3 separate regions of the Homo sapiens genome follow, and regions 1 and 2 are each linked to region 3. Evidence: chromatin loops called from intact Hi-C (ENCODE). Cell type or tissue: endothelial cell of umbilical vein. All regions are shown on one strand. Links, peaks and the distances in the headings refer to the core of each region. The heading gives the core; the rest is flanking DNA. Region 1 has its middle 25 kb from the start of GJA8. Region 2 has its middle 52 kb from the start of GJA8. Region 3 overlaps LOC102723321 (a long non-coding RNA gene).

Region 1 (8,333 bases), core at 1,963-6,962, 96 kb after region 3:
CATTTGGGTTGGTTCCAAGTCTTTGCTATTGTGAATAGTGCCACAATAAACATACGTGTGCATGTGTCTTCATAGCAGCATGATTTATAGTTCTTTTGGTAAATACCCAGTAATGGGATGGCTGGGTCAAATGGCATTTCTAGTTCTAGATCCCTGAGGAATCACCACACTGACTTCCACAATGGTTGAACTAGTTTACAGTCCCACCAACAGTGTAAAAGTGATCCTATTTCTCCACATCCTCTCCAGCACCTGTTGTTTCCTGACTTTTTAATGATTGCCATTCTAACTGGTGTGAGATGGTATCTCATTGTGGTTTTGATTTGCATTTCTCTGATGGCCAGTGATGATGAGCATTTTTTCATGTGTCTTTTGGCTGCATAAATGTCTTCTTTTGAGAAGTGTCTGTTCATATCCTTCACCCACTTTTTGATGGGGTTGTTTGTTTTTTTCTTTTAAATTTGTTTGAGTTCATTGTAGATTCTGGATATTAGCCCTTTGTCAGATGAGTAGGTTGCGAAAATTTTCTCCCATTTTGTAGGTTGCCTGTTCACTCTGATGGTAGTTTCTTTTGCTGTGCAGAAGCTCTTTAGTATAATTAGATCCCATTTGTCAATTTTGGCTTTTGTTGCCATTGCTTTTGGTGTTTTAGACATGAAGTCCTTGCCCATGCCTATGTCCTGAATGGTAACGCCTAGGTTTTCTTCTAGGGTTCTTATGGTTTTAGGTCTAACATGTAAGTCTTTAATCCATCTTGAATTAATTTTTGTATAAGGTGTAAGGAAGGGATCCATTTTCAGCTTTCTACATATGGCTAGCCAGTTTTCCCAGCACCATTTATTAAATAGGGAATCCTTTCCCCATTGCTTGTTTTTGTCAGGTTTGTCAAAGATCAGATAGTTGTAGATATGCGGCATTATTTCTGAGGACTCTGTTCTGTTCCATTGATCTATATCTCGGTTTTGGTACCAGTACCATGCTGTTTTGGTTACTGTAGCCTTGTTGTATAGTTTGAAGTCTGGTAGTGTGATGCCTCCAGCTTTGTTCTTTTGGCTTAGGATTGACTTGGCGATGTGAGCTCTTTTTTGGTTCCATATGAACTTTAAAGTAGTTTTTTCCAATTCTGTGAAGAAAGTCATTGGTAGCTTGATGGGGATGGCATTGAATCTATAAATTACCTTGGGCAGTATGGCCATTTTCATGATATTGATTCTTCCCACCCATGAGCATGAAATGTTCTTCCATTTCTTTGTATCCTCTTTTATTTCACTGAGCAGTGGTTTGTAGTTCTTCTTGAAGAGGTCCTTCACATCCCTTGTAAGTTGGATTCCTAGGTATTTTATTCTCTTTGAAGCAATTGTGAATGGGAGTTCACTCATGATTTGGCTCTCTGTTTGTTATTGGTGTATAAGAATGCTTGTGATTTTTGTACATTGATTTTTGTATCCTGAGACTTTGCTGAAGTTGCTTATCAGCTTAAGGAGATTTTGGGCTGAGACAATGGGGTTTTCTAGATATACAATCATGTCATCTGCAAACCGGGACAATTTGACTTCCTCTTTTCCTAATTGAATACCCTTTATTTCCTTCTCCTGCCTAATTGCCCTAGCCAGAACTTCCAACACTCTGTTGAATAGGAGTGGTGAGAGAGGGCATCCCTGTCTTGTGCCAGTTTTCAAAGGGAATGCTTCCAGTTTTTGCCCATTCAGTATGATATTGGCTGTGGGTTTGTCATAGATAGCTCTTATTATTTTGAGATACGTCCCATCAATACCTAATTTATTGAGAGTTTTTAGCATGAAGAGTTGTTGAATTTTGTCAAAGGCCTTTTCTCCATCTATTGAGATAATCATGTGGTTTTTGTCTTTGGTTCTGTTTATATGCTGGATTACATTTATTGATTTGTGTATATTGAACCAGACTTGCATCCCAGGAATGAAGCCCACTTGATCATGGTGGATAAGCTTTTAGATGTGCTGCTGGATTCCGTTTGCCAGTATTTTATTGAGGATTTTTGCATCAATGTTCATCAAGGATATTGGTCCAAAATTCTCTTTTTTGGTTGTGTCTCTGCCCGGCTTTGTTATCAGGATGATGCTGGCCTCATAAAATGAGTTAGAGAGGATTCCCTCTTTTTCTATTGATTGGAATAGGTTCAGAAGGAATGGTACCAGTTAAATATAGTGTGGAGGAACAAGGAGGAATCCATACTATATTTTCATCCTGCTGCTGTCCCCTGAATCTAGGTCCCTGGGCCACTTGGATTGTTATGTAATCTAACTATTCTCCCTGCCTCCCTGACCCTATAACTACCCCAGACTGATTATTCTAAAACATCACTTAGCACATCGCAGCTCCACCTGTGAGACTCAATGTCAAGGGAATCAAGGGCAAGCTCTTGAGCCTGGCTTCCTGAAGGAGCTTTCCACGCTGGTCCACCCATTCCACTGCCTCCCGGTTCCCTCCTCTGCCCTGTCCCAGAAGCCTGCCATTACCATGCCCAGTGCTGCCTTCTCCTTCTCTGTTTACCCAAGTGTGGGTTACCTTCCAAGTACAGTTCAGTCCAGCTCCATCTCAATAAGAGCCTCAGTGCTCTGTAGCCACGCCTTCCTCCATAATTCTGTAACTTTTTTCTGTACTATTCATTTAACCTTTATTTTTATTCATGTAGCCTTTATTATTAATAACACCAAAGAATGGTGTAAGCTAGTGTAAACTATTTATTGATCACTTATGTGCCAGATTTTTTTACATATTTATATACTTTACATAGTTATTAATCCTTAGTCATTAAATCTTACTAAATTCCCATGCAATAGGTATTATAATCCTCACTTTTCAAATGAGGAAACTGAGGCTCACAGAGGTTATCCTACTTCTCCAAAATCATACCAGCCAAGAAGGAGTACAGTTGGAAATCAAATTCAGGTCTGTGAAATTCCAGGGTCTCTATTCTTTTTGTATTATATTATGTGACTTCTCATTCACACCATCATTATTCATTCAACAAATAGTCCTGGTGTACCTATTATGTGCCATGTGTTGTAATATGTGTTATAACAGAGTTAAAGATGAATTACAGGCCAGGCGCAGTGGGTCACACCTGTAATCTCATCAACTTTGGGAGGCCAAGGTGGGCGGATCACAAGGTCAGGAGTTCAAGACCAATATGGTGAAACCCCATCTCCACTAAAAATACAAAAATTAGCCAGGCGTGATGGCAGCCACTTGTAATCCCAGCTACTTGGGAGGCTGAAGCAGAAGAATCATTTCAACCTGGGGAGTGGAGGTTGCAGTGAACTGAGATCGCACCACTGCACTCCAGCGTGGGTGACAGAGCGAGACCGTCTCAAAAAAAAAAACCAAAAACCAAAACAAAACAAAAAGGTGAATTAGACACAAATTCAGGTTACATAGAGCTCTGAGATATGCTTCTTTATGTTGCCATTTCTCTTTTTATGTACTTTCTGTCTTTCCATGCCTGGTATAACCATGTCTGAACATAATGGATCTTTTCCATCAGGCTATAAGTGACTGAGGTCAAGGATGGGAGGTTTTCCTTAAGCACTGCTATATTGTTAGTATTTAACACAATACCTGTCACAAAGTAGTCTGGGAAAACACACACACTGTTTCTCCACCATCTCACACACTTCTGGCCCAAGATGTATGAGTTTTTTCTACAATTCTCCAACTCTCTGAACACCAGATGGAAGCCCTACAATTTAATTCCATTCTGCCACTATCTACCTGGAGTTAATGTCAGATCCTACAAGTTAAGGACTCATTCCAACAAGACTATCTCCCCACTTCAGATGCCAATTGCAAGTTTGGGCCTCTGATACTTCTGACCAACCAGCTATAAATCAGAGGTTCCCACAACCTTCTTCTCAGTTTTAATAATTTGCTAGAATGGCTCACAGAACTTAGGGAAACACTTTACTTATGTTTACTGGTTTGTTATAAAGGATCTAACTCAGGAACAACCAGATGGTTGTTCCTCTCAGAGGCCACCACCCTCCTGGCACCTTCAGGTGTTGAGCAGCCTGGAAGCTCATCAAATCTTGTTCTTTAAGAGTTTTTATAGAGCTTCTTAATCTTCAGTCCCCTCCCCTCTGCCAAGAAGTCAGTGGGTGAGACTGAAAGTACCAACCTTCTAATCATTTTGTCCTTCTGGTAAGCAGCCCCATCCTGAGGCTATCTAGGGGTCCCTAACCCTAAATCACATCATCAGCATAAACTCCAGTGGGACTGAAAGGGCTCCATATGCATAACAAAGGACATTCCTATAATTCTGGAACTTCCAAGGGATTTAGGAGCTCTGTGCCAGGAATAAGGGACAAAAACCAAATGTATTTCTTATTATACCACAGGTAGGTACTCAAGAAATATTTGCTGAACAAGGGAATAAATGAGTGAATGAATGAAAGAATATTAAAAAGGGATGAGGATATGAAAAGTGAGGAAGGTGAGAAAGAGAACAAAGTTCTCCATTTCCATGTCCCAAGATTCCCAAGGGAGCAGTGCATAAATATATAGTAGCAGTTTGAGAACAGGAAGGAATTTAGTGCCAGTGTTACTGCTTAGGGGATGGGTGGGAGTCAAATCTTTCCCTTGTTGGAGATCTGGCCCACAGGGCTGATTGGCAGACCCTGTACAATGTCCCCACTTCCACACCAGGAAGAGAGGACTTCAGGTCCAGGGTTCCCAAGTTCAATAGCCTTTTCTTTTTTGCCTTAAAAAAAATTGCTAAGGCATGAGATACTTCCGTTCTCCATTGGCATCTTTGCACTGTGCCCAGAGAAACAATCATATCATGTTCAGGAAGGCCAGGGCCTGCAATGGTGGGGAAACAGGAACCGTCCCCACAGATGTCCTCCCCCCGGGGGGAAAAGAGCTAGGGGCTGGGGAAAAAAAATACTGTGTGAAAAGGAAAGCCAGACTTCCCCAGAGCCTCCAGGGTGAGGGCCTGGCACTTCCAGCATCCAGAACGACCCTCAGCCATAAAGTCCAGGAACAGCACATTATTCTTAAACATACACACTTTTCCTTCCATATCCCCATCCTCCTACACGCGTGTGCACACGTACACAAAACACACACAAACACACACCCACACACAATTCCTGGATGAAATTGGACCAGGAGGCTTTGTGCTGCTGAGCATATTCCAACTCCTTAGCCCAGAGGCCAGGCCCTCACCAGGAAAGTGTCCATCCCCCTCTGGAATACATCTCCATACCCCCAGATCCAGCCTGACCTTCCTGCCCACTGTCCCCAAACATATGTTAAGCCCAGTTTAGTCCAATCCATTCTTCTCTTCCCCTTCCACATACTCCCTTCCCTCTTCACTGATTAGCAAGGTTTTCCCCATAGGTTCTCAACCGAGAGCATCTCAGCCAGAGCTACCTCCTCTTCCTTTCAAATTTCAATAGCACTTCTTGTCCAAGTCAGTGCTTCCTCACCTTTTTCAGGGATTAGAAAATGATCATATTTGTACAGCACATAAAGCTGATGTCAGCCAGGTCCATAAGCCCAGAGACTCAAGATGCCTGGAGGACAGAGGGGATCAATATCCCTGACACACCCCACAATCCCTTCAAAGTCACCGCACACACAAGTGATGGACAAGCTCAGGTCTACAGACTTCCTGACTCTGCTACAGAGCATTCTGCAAGCCAGTTGGGGAACTAGAAAAGAGGTATATAGGAAAGTCCTTGCCTTTGAGGAGCTTCCATGCTAGTTTAAGAAATGAAATATACCTGCATGTATAAGTAATATACACCTGCACAATCATTTTTAAATTATTTGTATAACAGAATATGGCCTTTGGCATCAACAACATATGGAGGTTCAAATTCCGGCCTTGCCACTCACTTGATGTGTGAACTTAGGCAAGATAGTATCACCTCTGTGATCCTACTTTTCCCACCTTTGAAATAGGGTAATAAATATCTACCCTCATAAGGTCGTGTTTTTAAATAACCTTTATTGAGGTATAATTTCCACACAGTAAAGTTTACCCATTAAAAGGCCCCACACAGTGGCTCGTGCCTGTAATCCCAGCACTTTGGGAGGCCGAGGCAGGAGGATTGCTTGAGCCCAGGAGTTTGCAACCAGCCTGGGCGAGATGGCAAAACCTCATATCTAAAAAAAAAAAAAAAAAAAAAAATATATATATATATATATCTATATATACTAGCTGGGTGTGGTGGCACATGCCTGTAGTCCCAGCTACTCAGGAGGGTAAGGCTGGAGGATCCATTGAGCCTGGGAGGTCGAGGTTGCAGTGAGCTGTGATTGTGCCACTGCCCTCCAGCCTGGTGACAGAGCAAGACCCTGTCTCCAAAAAAAAAAAAAAAAAAAAAAAAAAGCCATACAATTTAATAAGTTTTCACAAAGGTATAGGATCATATAGTCATTACTATAACCAAGATAAGAACATTTCTATCACCTCAAAAAATTCCTTCTAGCCTCTTTACAGTCAATACCCACCCTTGATTCCTTGTCCCCTGGCAGCCATGGATCTGATTTCTATCACTATAATTTTGCCTTTTCTAATTTTTCATATAAATGGAGTCATAAAATCATAGTCCTTTGTGCCTGGCCTCTTTAACTTAGGATAATATGTTTGAAATTCATTTATGTTGTTGTGTGTACCAGTAGTTTGTTCCTTTTTGTTGCTGAATAGTATTCCATTGTATGGATATACCACAATTTGTTTACCCATTCTCTTGTTTGTGGACACTTGATGAGTAAAGCTGCTGTGAAGATTCTTGCACAACTCATTCTACAGACATGTTTTTATTTCTCTTGGGTAAATATATAATAGTTAAATTGCCTGGTTATATAATAGGTGTATGTGTGACATTTTAAAACTTTCAAAGACTATTGCCAAGTGGCTGTACCATTTGAAACTTCTAACACCAATGAATGTGAGTTCAAGTTGCTTCACATCCTTGCCAACATTTGGTGTTGTCTTGTTAATTTTACCCATTATGATGGGTATATAGTGAAATTTTATTGTAGTTTTAATCTTTATTTTCCTGGTGACTAGTGATGTTGAACACATTTTTATGTGCTTATTAGTCATTCATGTATCTTCTTTTGTGAAGTCTCTATTCAGATCTTTTGCCCATTATATTTGTTGGATTATCTTTCTATGATTGATATGTAAAAGTTCTTTATATATGTGAAAGGAATTCTGTGTCAAATCTATATTTTACAAATATTTTTTTCCTAGACTGTGGCTGGCTTTTTCATTTTAATGGTGACATCTTTTGATGAGCAGAAGTTTTGGACTTTGATAAATCTAGTTTATCAACTTTTTTTTATTATTGGTTAGTGTATTTTGTGACCTCTTTAAAAAATATTTTCCATCCCAAGATCACAAAAAAATATTCTCTGAAGGTTTCTTCTAGAAGTTTTATAGTTTTAAATTTTATGTTTAGGTCTATGAGCCATGTCAAATTAATTTTGTGTAGTAATATGGGGTAAGGGTAAAGTTTCATATTTTTCATACATTTATTCAGGTGTTTCAGCACCATATGGGGAAAGGTTTTCGTTTCCTCTACTGATTTGAGTTGTTGATTTGTCAAAAATCGATTGATCATATATGTATATCTCTTTCTGGACTCTATATTCTGTTCCATTCATCTATTTTTTTCTGTGTTTACATCAATACTACATTGTCTTAATTACTATAGTTTTAAAATATTTCTTTCTTTTTTTTTTTTTTTGAGACGGAGTCTGATGCCAGGCTTGAGTGCAGTGGCATGATCTCGGCTCACTGCAACCTCCGCCTCCCGAGTTCAAGCGATTCTCCTGCCTCAGCCTCCCGAGTAGCTGAGACTACAGGCGCATGCCACCACGCCTAACTAATTTTTGTATTTTTAGTAGAGATGGGGTTTCACCATGTTGGCCAGGATGGTCTCAATCTCTTGACCTCGTGATCTTCCCACCTCGGCCTCCCAAAGTGCTGGGATTACAGGCATGAGCCACCATGCCTGGCCTAAAGTATTTCTTTAATAGATAATGAAAATTCTCCAAATTTGTCCTTTTTCAAAATTGTTTTGACTATTAAAGTCCTTTGCATGTCCACATATATTTCAGAATCAAAATGTCAATTTACATTTAAAAAATCTTCTAGGATTCTGATTGGGATTGCACTGAATCTACAGATCAATTTGGAGAGAATGGGCATCTTAGCAATACTGATTCTTCCAATCCATGAACATGATATATCTCTTCATTTGTTTATATCTTCTTTAATTTCTCTCCACAATGCTTCTCAGCGCAAGCATTTTGCATTTTATTAAATTTATTTCTAAGTA
Region 2 (8,333 bases), core at 1,366-6,365, 69 kb after region 3:
AGACCAGGAACAAGCTGTTTAATCTCTCAGAACTTAATTTCCACAACTGAAAGATAGGAATAATACTAGAGTTATTTTGAGGGGGGAAAACATGGTTGTGTATGTAATAAAATTGCTAATATTTATAAAGTGCTTAGTGTTTTCTTTTTCTTTCTTTTTTTTTTTTTGAGATGAAGTCTCGCTCTGTCACCCAGGCTGGAGTGCAGTGGCACTATCTCGGCTCACTGCAAGCTCCGCCTCCCGGGTTCATGCCATTCTCCTGCCTCAGCCTCCCAAGTAGCTGGGACTACAGGCGCCCGCCACCATGCCTGGCTAATTTTTTATTTCTAGTAGAGACGGGGTTTCACCATGTTAGCCAGGATGGTCTCAATCTCCTGACCTCGTGATCCACCTGCCTCAGCCTCCCAAAGTGCTGGGATTACAGGCGTGAGCCACCACACCCAGCCAGGTTTTTTTAACAATAACATGTTTTCTATTGAAAACTTAAAGTAAATTTTAACACCAAGTCTCCCAATTTTGGGTGAAACAAGCACACCCTCCTTTCCCCTCCCACCCTCACCGTTCTTTTCACCATCTCCTGGAAAGATCAAGAAGGAAGGGTTTGAGGGGGCTGGTTAGGTGCCCAGGCCAGGTGGGCCTGTGGGAGCTCTGACCACTCATCTAGCAGCAGTTAAGCATTTATCTGAAATGGATGCTGCAGATGGATGGAGAATCCTTCTGCAAAGACTAGCACAGTCTGAGGTGATGCCAGGGAGCTCTGCCCCACATTTCAGTCCCCCAAAGCCATCCCACCATGCTACCACTTTCTTTGAGGCCCAAAGAGCTTCTGTCTTCTCAAAAGGCCCCCTAGTAAAAATGGAAGTATTTCTGTAGGTGTTAAGCATATCAGCTAACACTTTTCTTATCAGCCACAGCACCTTTGTTATCAGCGAACACCTTGGCTCAAATTACTTGACAACTTTCAGAGTGTGTGTGCACAGAAGAAACCCCTGTTTTGTCCCTGGTAGAGGAAGGTGAAGGGTGGCAATAAGGGTTTAGGGAATGCAAAGTGAACAGGGAGAATTTTTAGAGGAGACCCAAGATAATGCTTTGCTTGCCCTGCACTCATGAGAGAGGGGACAGGGGGAGATGCAAGAGGTGCGTGTGTTCGTGTGTGTATGTGTTTGTGTGTGTTATATAATCTGTGTAAGGACTCCTGGGAAGCAGACATCAAGTTCTGAGAAGAGGATTGCAGAGAAGTTTGCATGGCCTGAATGGGGAGTGTAGACCCTCAAGGGATGCCTGAATCTGTTGTTGTAAAATGTTTTAAATCAATCATTTAAAAAATTTATTTAATAACTAGCCTCTCTCCTAATACCCAATTTGTACTTGCTTCACTTATGAAAAGCCATTTGAATATTTACCTTCCAAATCAGATCATTCTGAGCATCCAGTCAGTAGTTACACTATGAAAAACTTGTTAACAGGCAAGAGAGGCTATAGTTTATAGCCAGCACCTGGTAGCTGGGAACAGTGAGCTATGACAGATGCAGGGGGAGGGGATGTGTCCTGTTTCAGGGGCTGATCGTTGATACCAGATCCTGCTCCCCAAATCACACCTCTCAAATATTAGCTCAGCGTAGATGGCATCCACACCTCCTCTCTCTCATAGTAAGGGAATCAGGGGCATCTCCAGGTGTATACTCCACCTAGCTCTCAGCATCATTCACTCCATTTTGTTCTCCTAAGTTCTCCTAGGAATCTTCCACTAATATATTTTAGTGTGGCTCCAGGGAATAAAAGAGACAAAACCAATGGCTTACTGAGAATAATATTTTAAGTGATATTTAATGCTTCAGATAATTGGTCATAACAAGATAAAAGGTCAGTTTACCAAATTATAGATACAATGTTATCCCAACACTATAAAAATATACTGTTACGTATATATGTATATGCAAAAGAAAATACATGAAAATATTAACCTGGTTAATATTAACATTAACAATGGATATCTCTGCGCACTGAGACTGAGGGTGACTTCTGTTAGCTTTCCTCAAGTCCATTCACTTCTCTCCAGGTCTTTGGCATCACCTAGTCATGTCACTATCATCTCCCTCCTGATCTTCTACAGTAACCTCCTAAATGATCAGCCTGCAGCTGGTCTTACCAATTCACTCCCCACACAGAATCAAGACTGAACTTCTTCAAATGCAAATCTGGTGACCATGGAGACAGGATGACAAACTGGCACCAGCTGCTTGCTCCTTCCATGAAACCCAACCCTAGAGATGTCCAAGAAGCAAACGTGAGCTTATTAGATTCAATGCTTATTGCAAAAACTATTTTTTTGGTTTGTATGCTTGTTTGTTGATTGGTAGGGAGTTAAAGGTTGGTTAGGTTTTGGAGTTGTCACAAGGACAGAAAATGGCAGCCTACAGCAGACAAGGGCTAGAAACTTTGGACAGTATATTAGCTTCCTATTGCTGTGTAACAAATTATTGCAAATTTAGCACCTTAAAACAACATACTTTTAGCGTCTCTCAGTTCCTGTGAGTCAGGCATCCAGACATGGCTCAGCTGGGCCCTTTGCTCAGGGTTTCACAAGTCTGTGATCAGTGTCTGGACTGCATTTCTTTCTGGAGCTCCAAGTTCTCCTTCTCAGCTCATATAATTGTCAGCAGAGTTAGTTCCTTGCGTTTGTAGGACAGAGGTCCCTGCTCTCTTGCTGGCTGTCAGTAAGGGCCACTGTCAGCTCCTAGAGGCCCCCACAGTTCCCTGTCATATGGCTTTCTGACAACCTGGCCACTTACTTCTTCAAAGCCAGCAGGGAAGCTCACTCTATCTCCATCTTACTAAGATGGAATCTTATATAATGTAATATAATCACAGTGTGACTATTCCACCATATTCACAGGTCCTACCCACATTCAAGGGGAGGAGACTATAAAGGGTGTGTATACCAGGAGACAGGAATCCTGGGGATCATCTCAGAATTCCACCTACCACAATTTGACCTCTGGCCTCCAGTAATTCATATTCCTCCCACATGAAAAATACATTCACCTTATCTGTTACAGGCTAAATTGTGTCGCGCAAAATTCATACATGAAAGTCCTAACTCCCAGTATGTGACTGTATTTGGAAATAGAGTCTTTAAAGAAGTAATTAAAGGTCGGGCGCAGTGGCTCACACCTGTAATCCCAGCACTTTGGGAGGCTGAGGCAGGCAGATCACGAGATCAGGAGATCAAGACCATCCTGTCTAACATGGTGAAAGCCTGTCTCTACCAAAAATACAAAAAACTAGCCGGGTGTGGTGGCACACATCTGTAGTCCCAGCTACTCAGGAGGCTAAGGCAGGAGAATCGCTTGAACCCAGGAGGCGTTGATTGCGGTGAGCCGAGATCACGCCACTGCACTCCAGCCTGGACAACCGGGTGAGACTCCGTCTCAGAAAAACAAAAATAAATAAATGAATAAATGAATAAATAAATAAATAAATTTAAACACAGAATGACTCAAAATATACGTTTGCTTGTTTTTGAAAAAAAAAAGAAGTAATTAAATTGAGATCCTTAGGATGGGCCCTAATGTAACATGACTGGTGTCCTTATACAAAGTAGAAATTTGGGCATAGATGTATACAAAAGGAAGACCGTGTGAAGACACAGAGAGAGACAGGCATCTATAAGCCAAAGATATGGGCCCTCAGGAAAAAAAAAAAACCCTGCCAATACTTTCATTTCAGACTTCTAACATCCAGAATTGTGAGAAAAATCATTTCTGTCATCCAGGTCACCCAGTTTGTGGTACTTTGATTTGGCAGCCCTAGCTGACTAATACACCATCCCAGCATCTTCATCCCATTACATCATCAGCAAAATCTCTTCATCAAATCTCATCTCATCAGCTCAAAATCCAAAATCTCATTATCTAAATCATATAACTCAGGTACAGACAGGGATCCTGGGTACAGTCTATTAAGTACAATTCCTGGGGCACAATTTCTCTCCATTTAAGAACCTGTAAAACTTAAGAGACAAATTATCTACCCACAAGGTACCCAACATACAATGTTCAGATAGACATAGGATAATTGCTATAGACATCCTGGTTCAAAAATGGGAGAGATGAGAGATAAATAAAGGAGTCACCTGTCCATCACAGTATTGAAATTCAGCCAAGCAAATATTACATTTCCTTGATTAAGTTTCAAGGAATGGGAATAGAGACTGTTTAGCTCTCTAACCTCTGAACTCTGCACTCTGGTCTCTGAGTCATCTTTCCTTTTTGACAAAAGGTAGCTCATGTTTGCAGCTGAGTCATTTTAATCAGTCCACTTTCTGCCAGTAGCTCAGAGTCCTCTTTCAAGCCTGGTGTAGAAAGCTAGAACTAGCATATAGAGTGAGGAGGGCATATTTGCAGGTGAGGGGCTAGCAACGAAAATAGGAGATTGGTCTCGTACAGGAACACTGGTCACATAATTAAATATATTAAAGATATTGAGAGCCAGGTTTCTTACCATCAGAAAATGGATTAACAAATATGAAAAATGAGAAATATAGAATGAACTCTGTGGTTTTGGATTGGAATTGGAAGTATCCGTTTGCAATATATAGAGAGAAATATAAAAATATAGATATAAACGTGTGTGTATATCTATATATATTTCTTAGCTATGTCCACTGAGAAGTCCTGGGAAGTGAAACACCCCAAAAGCAAGAACCAAACCTGTTGCCCAGATGCGGGCTTCTCAACATCATTCTCTACTTGAAGGAACCAGGCCTCTTCAGAGAAATGTCTTGAGTTTAAGGCTTGGGCAGGGAAAGTATGAGGTGAGCTCATAACATTTTTTCCCCTCAGAAGGCAAGAAAGTACTCAAAGAATGATAGGACTATATCAAAAGCACACAAACACCAGCTTGAAGAGGCTTCCAATGGCCAAACTGGAGACAATTTGAGTATCAAAGAATGATAGTAACAGATCATAATTCATTGAATAAAATAGGAAACCATGAGCCCATACAGGTATAAAACAATAAATAAATTAATTAAAAGTTTGTTCAGGAATAGAATAGTTACAAAGCTTCAACATTTTTCACACAAAATATTCATTAATTACAAAAAGAAGTAACTTGAAACCGGAGACTAGTAGACATCATCTTAATAAAGCAACTCTTGGCTGGGAGCGGTGGCTCATGCCTCTAATCCCAGCACTTTGGGAGGCTGAGATGGGTGGATCACCTGAGGTCAGGAGTTTGAGACCAGCCTGGACAACATGGTGAAACTGCATCTCTACTAAAAATACAAAAATTAGCCAGGTGTGATGGTGCGTGCCTGTAATCCCAGCTACTCAGGAGGCTGAGGTAAGAGAATCACTTGAACCCTGGAGGCAGAGGTTGCAGTGAGTCAAGATCACGCCACTGCACTCCAGCCTGGGCAACAAGAGCAAAACTCCGTGCCAAAATAAATAAATAAATAAATAAATAAATAAAGCAACCAAAATTGACATCATCAATAATGGGAAAAATTGAAGTTTTGCACTACCTGGCATGATGCACTGAGAAGAACACAGTATCACTTCTATGTTATTCTTTCCAAAGATGCATAACCCAAGTCTATTCTGAGGAAACAGCAGATGGCTCTGAATTGAGAGACATTCTACAAAATAACTGGCCTACAATCTTCGAAAGTGGCAAGGATATGACAGTCAAGGAAAGATGAGGAACCATTTCAAATTGAAGTTAGCCAAAGATGTGATACATGCAGCATTTTGAACTGGATCCTCTTGCTATAAAGAGTATTATTGCAACACTTGGCAAAACTTGGAATGGGATCTGATAAAAATGATTCATCAAGGTTAATTTTCTTTTTTCTTTTTTTTTTCTTTTTTATTTAAGTCACAGGATTTCACTCTGTCACCCAGGCTGAAGTGCAGTGGCACAATCACAGCTCACTGCAGCCTCAACCTCCCAGGCTATAGTGATCCTCCTGCCTCAGCCCCCTGAGTAACTGGGAATTGTATTGTATATACTATATATAGTCTATATAAGCATATGGAAGAATGTCTTTGTAGGAAATAAACACTGAAGTTTTTGGGATAATAGGGAATCAGGTTAGCAGCTTATTCTCAAAGGGTTAAGGAAAAACAGTTACTTCTACCATACTTGTACGTTTTTAGTGTGACTGTAATCCTTTAAAAATATTTAATTTAAAAGTATACTAATAAATAAACGGGCCATGGTTTGACTACTTTTGGGCAGGCTGTCCTCTCACTCCAGCTTGTAGGCCATTTCAGGGCCTGTTGGGTTGGAGACCAATAGTTCGTTGCCAGTCTCAGGCAGGAAAATTGAACTGATTTTGTCCATGCATCAGCAGCTGCCTGAACGTGGCTCAAGATTTCCTGCCTGGCCACATTTCTGGTTAAACTTCACTGACAAATCATTCTCACTGCTCTCAAAATATTTCCCCATGTGTAACGGAGTCACCAAATCAAAGACTTAGGTCTGGCTCTAAAATCTCTCACATTCTTTAGACTACAGCTCTCTGTCTGTCCCTGAATCTTCCTAAACCAGCCAGGCACCCAGGGCTCCTCAGGAATGATTTACTTGCTATTATATTGTGGGGAATGTGGCTGACTTTTGCAAGAGATTTCCTGTCTTCTCTCAACAAGTGACTAAACTGGTTACAGCTAATTCTGCTGGGAAGTAACCAGCTGTTTTTCCACAATGCTGCAGCCATTTCCATGAATTAATTTGGGAGTATTGTAGACCCTTGAAGCAGCATAAGGCTCTGGTGCCTATAGCTTTAGTAGGATTTAGCATCCTCAGCAATGGGCTGAATATAAAGAAACATAAAATCTATTAACGGCTGCTCCTGAAAATGCCTGTGCAGTCTTGGGTGAGGTAAAGAATCTCCCTATTCTTATGAGTGATGAAATGATAGCACCACTAACCCATACCTATTGTCAAGGTGTGTGTGAGGATAAACAGAGTGTATTTGGAGAGTATTGAATTCTATATTAAGAGAATGTAGTATAGCCATATTGCCATATTTATTCAGTGTTAATAGCAGGAAGCAATTTAAAATCCTAGCCCTGCTAAATAAAGGAAGAATTATTATTACTAACAATTACATTTAGATAATAGTTTGTGTTCAGCCACTTATTTATATACTCAGCACACATTCACTGAACACATACTCTGTGCTGGTCACTGTATAGGCACAAAGGATGTAACTGTGAACAGGACAGCACAGTCCTTGCCCTCATGGTGCATAGAGCCAAATGAGGAACTGTGCAACTAGCCACTTCTTGCAAGTTTGAGGAGTAATAAAAAGAAAAAAAAAGAACTTAATTTTCAATGAAAATGACTATTATTATTAGGCAAGTGAAAAAAAAATCATAGGCTTGGAAGTCAGAAGAGGATTTGAGACCTGGATCTCCTGCTTACTGCTATGTCAGCCTCAAAAAGTTACTTAAATTCTGGTCGCCTGGGCAAGATGGCCAACTAGTGACAGCTCCAGGCTGCAGCTCCCAGCGAGATCAACACAGAAGGTGGATGATATCTGCATTTCCAACTGAGGTACCCAGCTCATCTTATTAAGACTGGTTAGACAGTGGGTGCAGCCCACAGAGGGCAAGCAGAAGCAGGGAGGGGTGCCACCTCACCAGGGAAACACAAGGGGTCAGGGAAGTCCCTCCCCTTGCCAAGGGAAGTCGTAAGGGACTGTACCACGAGGAATGGCGCATTCTGGCCCAGAAACCATGCTTTTCCCACAGTCTTTGTAACCCGCAGACCAGGAGATTCCCTCAGGTGCCTACACCTGGGTTTCAAGCACAAAATTTGGTGGCCGTTTGGGCAGACACAGAGCTAGCTCCAGGAGTTTTTTTCATACTCCAGTGGTGCCTGGAACGCTAGCAAAACAGACTGTTCACTCCCCTGGAAAGGGGGTTGAAGCTGGGGAGCCAAGTGGTCTAACTCAATGGATCCCACCCCCATGGCTAAGACCCACTGGTTTGAAATTCTTGCTGCCAGCACAGCACTCTGAAATTGACCTGGGATGCTAGAGCTTGGTGGGGGGAGGGGCATCTGCCATTACTGAGGCTTGAGTAGGCGGTTTTTCCCTCACAGTGTAAACAAAGCCGCTGGGAAGTTCAAAATGGGCAGAACCCACCACAGCTCAGCAAAGCTGCTGTAGCCAGACTGCCTCTCTAGATTCCTCCTCTCCGGGCAGGGCATCTCTGAAAGAGAGGCAGCAGCCCCAGTCAGGAGCTTATAGATAAAACTCCCATCTCCCTGGGACAGAGCACCTGGGAGAAGGGGCGGCTGTAAGCGCAGCTTCAGCAGACTTA
Region 3 (8,333 bases), core at 1,132-6,131:
GATCCCAGGCTTAAGAACTCTTGTGGTGGGCTTGGAACAATAGCCTCCACGGACAGGAGAAAAGGAGAGGGAATCCACTACCAACCATGCCTAATTCTCTCCCACTGAAGTCAGGGCATGAAGGCAACAGCTGAGTGCAGCTTCACTTGAGCTCTGAGAGTCCCAGGACTGGGGATTTTAATCTTTCTTTCTTTCTTTTTTTTTTTGAGACAGAGTCTTGCTTTCTTGCCCAGGCAGGAGTGCAATGGCACGATTTTGGCTCACTGCGACCTCTGCCTCCCAGGTTCAAGCAATTCTCCTGCCTCAGCCTCCCGAGTAGCTGGGATTACAGGTGCCTGCCACCACGCCCAGCTAAATTTTGTATTTTTAGTAGAGATAGGGTTTCACCATGTTGGCCAGGCTGGTCTCAAACTCCTGACCTCATGATCCACAGGTGTGAGCCACCACACCCAGCCTGGGGATTTTATTCTACAGCAAAAAATTAGACCTTGGCCTGGGAGATCTTGGAATGGCATTTGCTCTCTACATCCAGAGGGAAATCTCTGAAAGCAAGAAGACTGAGAGCCTCATATTTTGGTCTGATTATAAGCAAGGTCTAGAGTTTGTAGTGCACCCCAGGTATACATTCCTTCCTCTTCTAACAACTTATGCATCCTTGATCCACACTCCCTACCTACCTCACAAGACCAAAAAGGTCTTGCTTTTCTTTTATTTTGAAAGGTGTTTCAGTCATGTCCAAGATATAGTATTAGGTGGTCTATTGAAAAAAAAAAAGTCGTAAGACACAAGATCAAGAAACTTTCTGCCAAATATGCTGTTAACTCAGACACCCTCAGACATGTCACTCTGAAATAGAGGTATTTCCTTGTGTGTAAAAGTGAGGTACAATACCCTGTACCTGTCCTGATAATTTAGCCATTGATGTTCAAAGCCTAATTCAATAATGATATGGTTAGGCTTTGTGTCCCTACCCAAATCTCATCTTGAATTATAATCCCCATAATCCCCATGTGTCAAGGGAGAGACCAGGTAGAGGTAATTGAATCATCAGGGCAGTTTTCCCCATGCTGTTCTCGTGATAGTGAGTGAGTTCTCATGAGACCTGATGGTTTTATAAGGGGCTCTTCCCCCTTTGCTCAGCACTTCTCCTTCTTGCCACCGTGCAAAGAAGGTGCTTTGCTTCCCTTCACCTTCCGCCATGATTGTAAGTTCCTGAGGCCTCCCTAGCCAGGTTGAACTGTGAGTCAATTAAAACTCTTTCCTTTATAAATTACTCAGTCTCAGGCAGTTCTCTATGGCAGTATGAAAACGTACTAATACAAATAACAAAGGTTTTATGTTTCCTCCCAAATTAGTGTCTAGAGTCAACGTTAGCTCCTAGGGTCAAGCTATTATACAGGATTAGAGGCATTTAGGAGATTACAACTTTTCCCTGGTTTTTCAAAGATTAGTCACATGTTCACTTGGCTGAATACACAAGGTAGAATGGACAGGACTTGAGGCAAATAACCTTGTGGTTAAGAGTACTCAGGTTCAGATTTTGGCTCCACCACTTGGCAGCAATGTGACCCTCTATTTCTATATCCTTCTTGCTTTTAAAATGAGTATAACAATGGTAGTTTTTGGTTGGCTATGAAGATTGAGTGAGATATATGTCATATTTGGCATGTAGTGAGTGCTAAATATTCTCTATCATATATATTGTATATAATATACAATATATACCTCTCTATATATACATACATAGCTAAATATACAGAGAGATAGATATATAGATACAACGAATCATGCCATTTATGCTGAAGATAAAAATTAAATTATAAATGGGAGAGTACTCTGAAAGGAGATAAGATTTCACAATGGAAACATGGGTTCTGATGATTATAGCTCTAACTATTGTGCCCACCTTCATTGCCTCCTTTGAGCAAGGCCACCAGATACAGCCAAGCAGTTTGGGCACTGCACACATCCAAAGGCACCATTCACATATAACCTTCCCTTTGTACCTGAGAGCACATGGCAACTACTCTTCAGGTAAGCCTGTGCTTCCCTCACAGTTGTTCCTCCCAGAGTCTGAGGAACAGCACCTGCTCTATAGAGCCATTCACTCATTAGTCCTTAATTCAGTGAAGGTATACTGAGAACATACTCTGTGCAAGGACTGGGCATACAAAGATAAATGAAACACAAACTCTGCCCTGAAGCTCCTGGTGGCTAGGGAGAGAGTCCTGTGCACCAAGAAGTAGAATGCAATGTAAAGAGTGCTAAAGTGCATCTATGTACAAGAGATTAGAGGATTGCCAGCTTTCTTTCTACATGGCAGTGGTCATGGACAGGGGTAGTGTGGGGATTCACAGAAGCAAAAATGAGACAAGTCTAACTCTCTTAAAAAAAAGTTCTCATAAACACCATTTTTAAAAGTCAAGAAAAAGTCAATGGGGTACAGTTTCTTCAGAGAAATCCAGTGGGGATCTTTTGTTGTGGCAGGAAGGGACTCTACTAAGAACCTCTAGCAGAGGCACCTCTGGTAGAAGGAAGGTGCAAAAATAGCTCCCCTAATACCAGCCCAGACCAGAAGAAAGGACAGGGATTTATCACTCATACAGTAAATTTGAAATGTAGATTCTTACCTAACATGAAGATTCCCTTCTCAGGGGATAGACCAAATTCCCTTCTCGGGGGATAGACCAAAGCCCGCCAGCTTTAGACAGATGCCTTCTCTTTGCATCTTCATAGCCTCTTTGAGAGAGGTGAACTTGGAGTCAGGAGATCTGAGATGGAATTTTAACCTTGTCCATTTGTTGTTTTGTGATCTCAGGCAAGTCAATAAGCCTCAACTTTGTTGTCATAATAAGAATTAAGAATGGTCATAATAAGATGGTCTTCACAAATTTGTTCTTTGGACACCAAACACCTTAGTTATTGTCATATGCTCTGGGATAGAGGTGAGATCTTAGGAAGGAGGCAGAGACAGCACAGAAGTCCCTCCATTCACAAACAGGGTCTGCCCACCATCCTTTAAGGAGCCTCTGCAGCTTGTTTATAAAGGAGATCTTGTCCTGAGAGCATTATGCTCCTGAGCTGGCCAGCTCAGCCCTTCCCTGGCTCCAGCGCCTTCATTTGTAAAGAAGGAATTCCAAGGCTATCAAAAAGGAAGTCAGATTGTTTTCGGAAAACAATAGCAAAGTAACTACAAGTCATTAGCTTCCTCTTTGGGGCCTGAAGTCAAGCTTGTCTGGGTAGCTGAAAGGACCGGTAGCACTGTTTACTTAAAGACCTCTGGACAGTACCTATAAATTAATTCCTGTGCATGACTTTCTGGAATGAGAGGAGGTGAGTCATGGAAGTGGGAGGATGCCTAAGAGTAGAGATTTCTGTTTCTTAGGACACAGCTAAATCTCTGATGCTGGCCTTGCCTTTTCTGGTCCTCTGGGTGAAAGTTTCATTTGGATATGTACGTGCACCTAACAGACATCTGCTGTCTGAGATGGCTCTTAATGAGTTTTTTTCCTAGAGCAAAAAGAAAAACAACAAAATATCTGTTTCCTGTGGGTCTCCTGAACGCCTCGAGGAAGCCAAATGCTTCTGAGACAGGTGCTGTAGAAATTGCCTTTTGAACAGGAATTTCCTCAGTGACAGGAGCAGACCAAAGCTGGGAATTGTGAAATTCATCACTCCTTAGAGGACTGTCTCAGTGTCATACAGATATCAAGGAATCACAGATACCAGAACACTGGAGCTTGAAGAGAAACTGAAGATCAAGTGGGCCAGATGAGAACATTGAAGCCCAGAGAAGGCAAGCAATTTATCTAAGGTCAGGAGCAGAAGCCAGATCTCCCAAAGAATCAGGAAACCTGGGGACTTCCCTGAGGGTAGAATGGGCCAGTTATTGATCATAGATATTCCTATGATGCTGTTAGAGCACTTAGCTGAAAGTCCCTGGAGCTTAAATTACTAAAATCTAGAGAAAAGGCATGGTTTCTTGACCTCTCTAGATCCTGGAACAGCTTGTATCCAAGAGCTACACATGATTCTAGACCCTAAAGTTTTCTGAGAAGAGATGCAAAACTTCTACTTGAGCTGTTTTTAAACATCTTTGGTAAAATCACGAGGATCTGTTGAGCTTAATGATTTGAAATTTAGTCCAAAGATTATCAGTATTACCTGCCTGGACCCCTAGAAGATTTTTGGTGGGCTTCATGGAGCATAGAAACCCCTGTGTTCATTTCAAAGCTTTAGGGGAAGAGGGACCACAGTCTTGATCTATTCATAAAGCACTCTTGACCCAAAAAAGATTAAAAGTCACTGTTCTAGGTATAGGAGGTCAAAAAAGATTATTTCACATCAACCTCCAAAGTAATTGAAACAACCACCAAAATGCCAATATGTTCTATCCCTTCCCCAACCTAGAAGCCTCTTATTGAACAGGTTGAAATCTGTTCCATAGGCATAAGGCCACTTCTCAGTTCAGAGTCTTCACCTGTCAAATATAAAAAGGTTTTCTGAGATAAGCATGCTTATTCCTTCCTTTCGTAACTTTCCCAAACTCAAACAGCTAGCCAAGACTGGCACCTCTCATCATGCCTAGTCCAGTATTCTTTCTGCCACCTCAGAAGGTTTTTAAGGATTTATTAAGCACCATTTCTAGATGGTCCTGAAATGGTCCCAAATACTACAGGAGCTATAGGATTACAGGAACTGTCCCTGAATGCAATACGTTTGTAAATGTGGTAGGTAAATGAGTGCATGCCCCTGAAATGAATTATTTCCTTAATGCCTTTCCCAACAGTGTGGACAAGGGAAGTGAGACTGGAGGAGTGCTGGGGGAGACATGAACCCTGGCATAACTGCCCCATCCCTGGACAACTCCAGCCAGCTTGACAATCAATGAGCAGTAATATTCAGTAACTAGGTGCCAATTTCTAAGACCCCTCCGATCTTGAAACCCCTTTGACTGTGTGCTGGGTTAACAAATAAAGCATAAGCCAAAAGACTTGTTCACCAGTTTGTAATCTACTACAAAATAATAGAGATTTTTCAAATAATTAGTGAATAAAGGGGAGGGGGCAAGTAAGCAGGTCTCCAAACTGAAAATAGTTGCATCCTAAAAGCTTCAATGTAAATTGGTGGTGTGGAATTTGGAGCATGTTTTCCCATAGAAATAATGTTATAAAGAGTAGTTAGCTTCCCAGGCTAGCCCATAAAAGCTTATTTCAGGCATAATGTTGCTCAACTACAGTGTTGAGAGTACTAGAGAAGCTAACAACCTAGTTAACATGGTCTCTGGATGGGAGAGAATGATGCCAAGTTCTGGCTGGGGACTCCAGGAATATATCTCCCTCTGAAGAGTTTCAGATTCAAGCGTCTCCACTCCATCCCTGCAATGAGGATGGCGTCTTCCTGTCTCCCTGTCTTCATGGGGAAGGGAAATAATATTTATTGATCACCTAACTTTATTAATGCAAGGACTGACCCACTCAGCATTGTCCCTTTCATAAACTAATATCCGAGACCAACCACAGAAAGAAAGCTTTATATTTTTCAAACTGTTCCAGTCTTTTCCTAATTAGAAAAAGTAATAGCGTATTATTGTAAAAATGTAGGTAATATAGAAGAGTCTAAACATGAGATAAAATCACATATAAGTACTATTAAAATACTGATAGCTTTCTACCACATTTTTGTACTTATAAATGTTTTTAAAAAATTGGAATTGTATTATGAACACTTTTTGGTAATCTGCTTTTTTTCACTTAACGATGTGTCAGAGACGTTTTCTATGTCAATAGAAATACATCTTCTTCACCTTTTTAATGATTATCAGGAGTGTAGTCAAAGAGAATGGCACCCAAAGGCAATGTAATGTGTTTGTATCTTTTCTTTCCATAAGGATGTTACCACTGCACTAGAATTATCAAGGACTAGTATCTGTGCAGTACTCTTTAGACTAATGTCAGGGTATATATATCACCTCCACCCTTTGCTAAGTACCTGGGTTACACAGTTTCCTGCTCTTGGATTTACCAAAATTCATTTAATGCCCTATTATTGAGCACTTCAATTTTGGGTGAATATAAATATCACCATATTGAATGTAAGTGGTGCCCTTTTAATTTCTAAGACAAAGCAACTTGCTGTTAACCCATTTCTTTCTCTGCCCCAAATAAGTTACTCCATGTAATTCTGAGCTGTCCTTTCAAAGCCTTGCAAACAGCTCATGGGAAAAAGCAGAATTTCTGAACAAAACAATTCAAAACAAAACAAAAAATACTAGCTTCCTCCATTCAACCAACCCCTTCTCTACCATACACATAAGACGCAAAAGGAAGTGTGCTGAGCGAGTGGTGAAACACTAGGGCAGATAAGAATAATCTTGACAGGTTCGGAGAAAACCCCTCATGAATCTTGGGAGAAGATTTCTATGGGTAAATGGGGTAAAGGTTCAAATCCTGAAGGGCTAAACCAAACTTTGCAAAAGCTCACCACCACCACAAGCCTGTTACCCCAGAACAGCCAGCTGTGCCTCATGCCTCCAATCCTGCTCTGGTTTCTGTGAATTCACACACAACCCTGGGATTGAAGTACCAGCTCTGCCTGTGGTGGGAAGGACGTGTGTAACTGACAAAAGCTGATGAGGCAGAGAGGGACCAGGGAAATGCAGGAATCAGGTCTCAGGTCCTATCTCTAACACTTAAAGAATTGAGTGCCCTTGGGTTAAGCTACATCAACTGTGCCTTCTACTTTTAAATTTTAATATCTCTATGATTCTAAGTAATTGGTTATCTCCATACCAAGCCAAAGCTTGGAAGAAGTTGAAATTTGTCTTAAGTGCCCAACTGTATTTACACTTGTAGCTCCTCCCTTTCTTTACCTATACAGCACTCTGGGGAGCATGAGAGATATTCTTAGGCCATTTTTTATTCCAGATGGTGCTGCGGTATTGAAAACTTAAGGGTATTCCAAATAAGGAAAATACAAATGAGCAACACTTGGAGGTGTGTTTCAATTAGGATGCTACCAGCCATCAGTAACAGAAACCCCAGCTGGAGTCAAACACACTGACCACTACACTGTGGGAATGCACAGAGGGTGTCAAAGTTAATGGATGGCCCACTTACAGCTGATCCATTTATTTATTCATTTATTCATGTATCCACTGATTTTAAAAACCCACTGAGTTTGGGACTGTGCTAGGAACTAGATATACTAGTGATTCAGACATGGCATCTGAATTAAGAAATCAAAACCTAGGGGTTTTATAAATATCAATGCTCCCTGACCCCTCTGAGAGCTGAGTGATGTCACCAACTTAGAATCCCACAAGACTAGCTGGAGACCTAGTTGGAATAAAAATGCTGCCTTGTTTTAGACCATCAAGTCTATGATAATACTGCGATTTCCAGGAATCTATCTGGATTGAGGGAGCTAGGCAATGCATGCTGACATGGCCTGTAAAAGGGATTGAGGTGGAGCTCTGATCGCAGGAGAGTATAGAATGGAAACCAGAAACTAGGAACCATGGACATCTGCATCTATTCACCCTCCATACAAGGGGGTGTAGGGAGTTCCCATTTACCTCCAGGTCTGGTTTATGAACTGTGGGCCTGCAAGCAGCCTAAACATGATTGTTGATGCTCCAGTGGACCTGAATAGGCAGGGACCATGACAGGTGGCTGCAAACAGATAATAGAGAGCTAACAGAGAATGCCAGGCAGTGGTCTAAGTGCTTAGCAGAGTTTGCTCATTTAACCCTTACAAAACTCTTGGAGATAAGAATTAGTATCCATATTTAACATAGGTAAAAAATCAAGAACAGAAACCTTATCCAAGCTGGTCAGTGGTAGATCTGGGATTTGAATCCAGGCAGTCTAGTTTCAACATCTGTGCACTTAACCACAAAATAAATTATATGACTATGTGAGAAGTGCTACAATAGAGCTACGATCAGAATGCTGTGGGAACTGAGAAAGGAATGAAAGTGCCAGGAAAGGCTCCGCATAGGAGACGACATTTGTGATATGTCTTGCAAAATAAGTAGAAGTTTCAGACAGAGAACTGGAAGTGGGAGAAGTACATCCCAGGCACCATGGGACAGATGGGCAATGGCATTTTGGAAGACTACAGAGTAGTTCTTTTGCAGGAGAGGTGAGCCCCAAATCTGGGGCCTTAGCTCAGGAAGGTTTTTGGTTTTGCTCCAGAAAGAATTCAAGAGTGAGCCAGTGGTAGAAGAAAATAGCTTTATGGAGGTGGCAGTGTTACAGCTCTGTGACGGCTCCTGCAGAACGGGGCTACCCCACAGGCAGTGCGCTGACAGCAGGAGCTCAGGGCAGTTC

The links. A loop is a pair of places that touch in the nucleus more often than their neighbours do. Peaks named below come from ENCODE experiments on the same cell type or tissue, not always from the same donor. Only the 100,000 strongest peaks of a DNase experiment are listed, where the experiment ranks them.
Region 1: a loop joins it to region 3, with 6 times the contacts of the local background. A loop is called at or near these places in 5 of 110 quality-filtered maps.
Region 2: a loop joins it to region 3, with 3 times the contacts of the local background. A loop is called at or near these places in 5 of 110 quality-filtered maps.

What each region holds. Positions count from the first base shown.
Region 1 is chr1:147,873,422-147,881,754 of GRCh38, forward strand. No RefSeq gene overlaps it. Among named protein-coding and RNA genes, the nearest start is that of GJA8, 25 kb to the right of the region's middle. In endothelial cell of umbilical vein, for the core only: no CTCF peak of the experiment used is centred there; a DNase peak (open chromatin) is centred at 4,840; H3K27ac peaks cover 1,688 bases.
Region 2 is chr1:147,847,102-147,855,434 of GRCh38, forward strand. No RefSeq gene overlaps it. Among named protein-coding and RNA genes, the nearest start is that of GJA8, 52 kb to the right of the region's middle. In endothelial cell of umbilical vein, for the core only: no CTCF peak of the experiment used is centred there; DNase peaks (open chromatin) are centred at 2,540 and 4,250; H3K27ac peaks cover 2,723 bases.
Region 3 is chr1:147,778,037-147,786,369 of GRCh38, forward strand. All of the region lies in intron 2 of LOC102723321 (a long non-coding RNA gene), which reads left to right. Among named protein-coding and RNA genes, the nearest start is that of GJA5, 22 kb to the left of the region's middle. In endothelial cell of umbilical vein, for the core only: no CTCF peak of the experiment used is centred there; a DNase peak (open chromatin) is centred at 3,225; H3K27ac peaks cover 990 bases.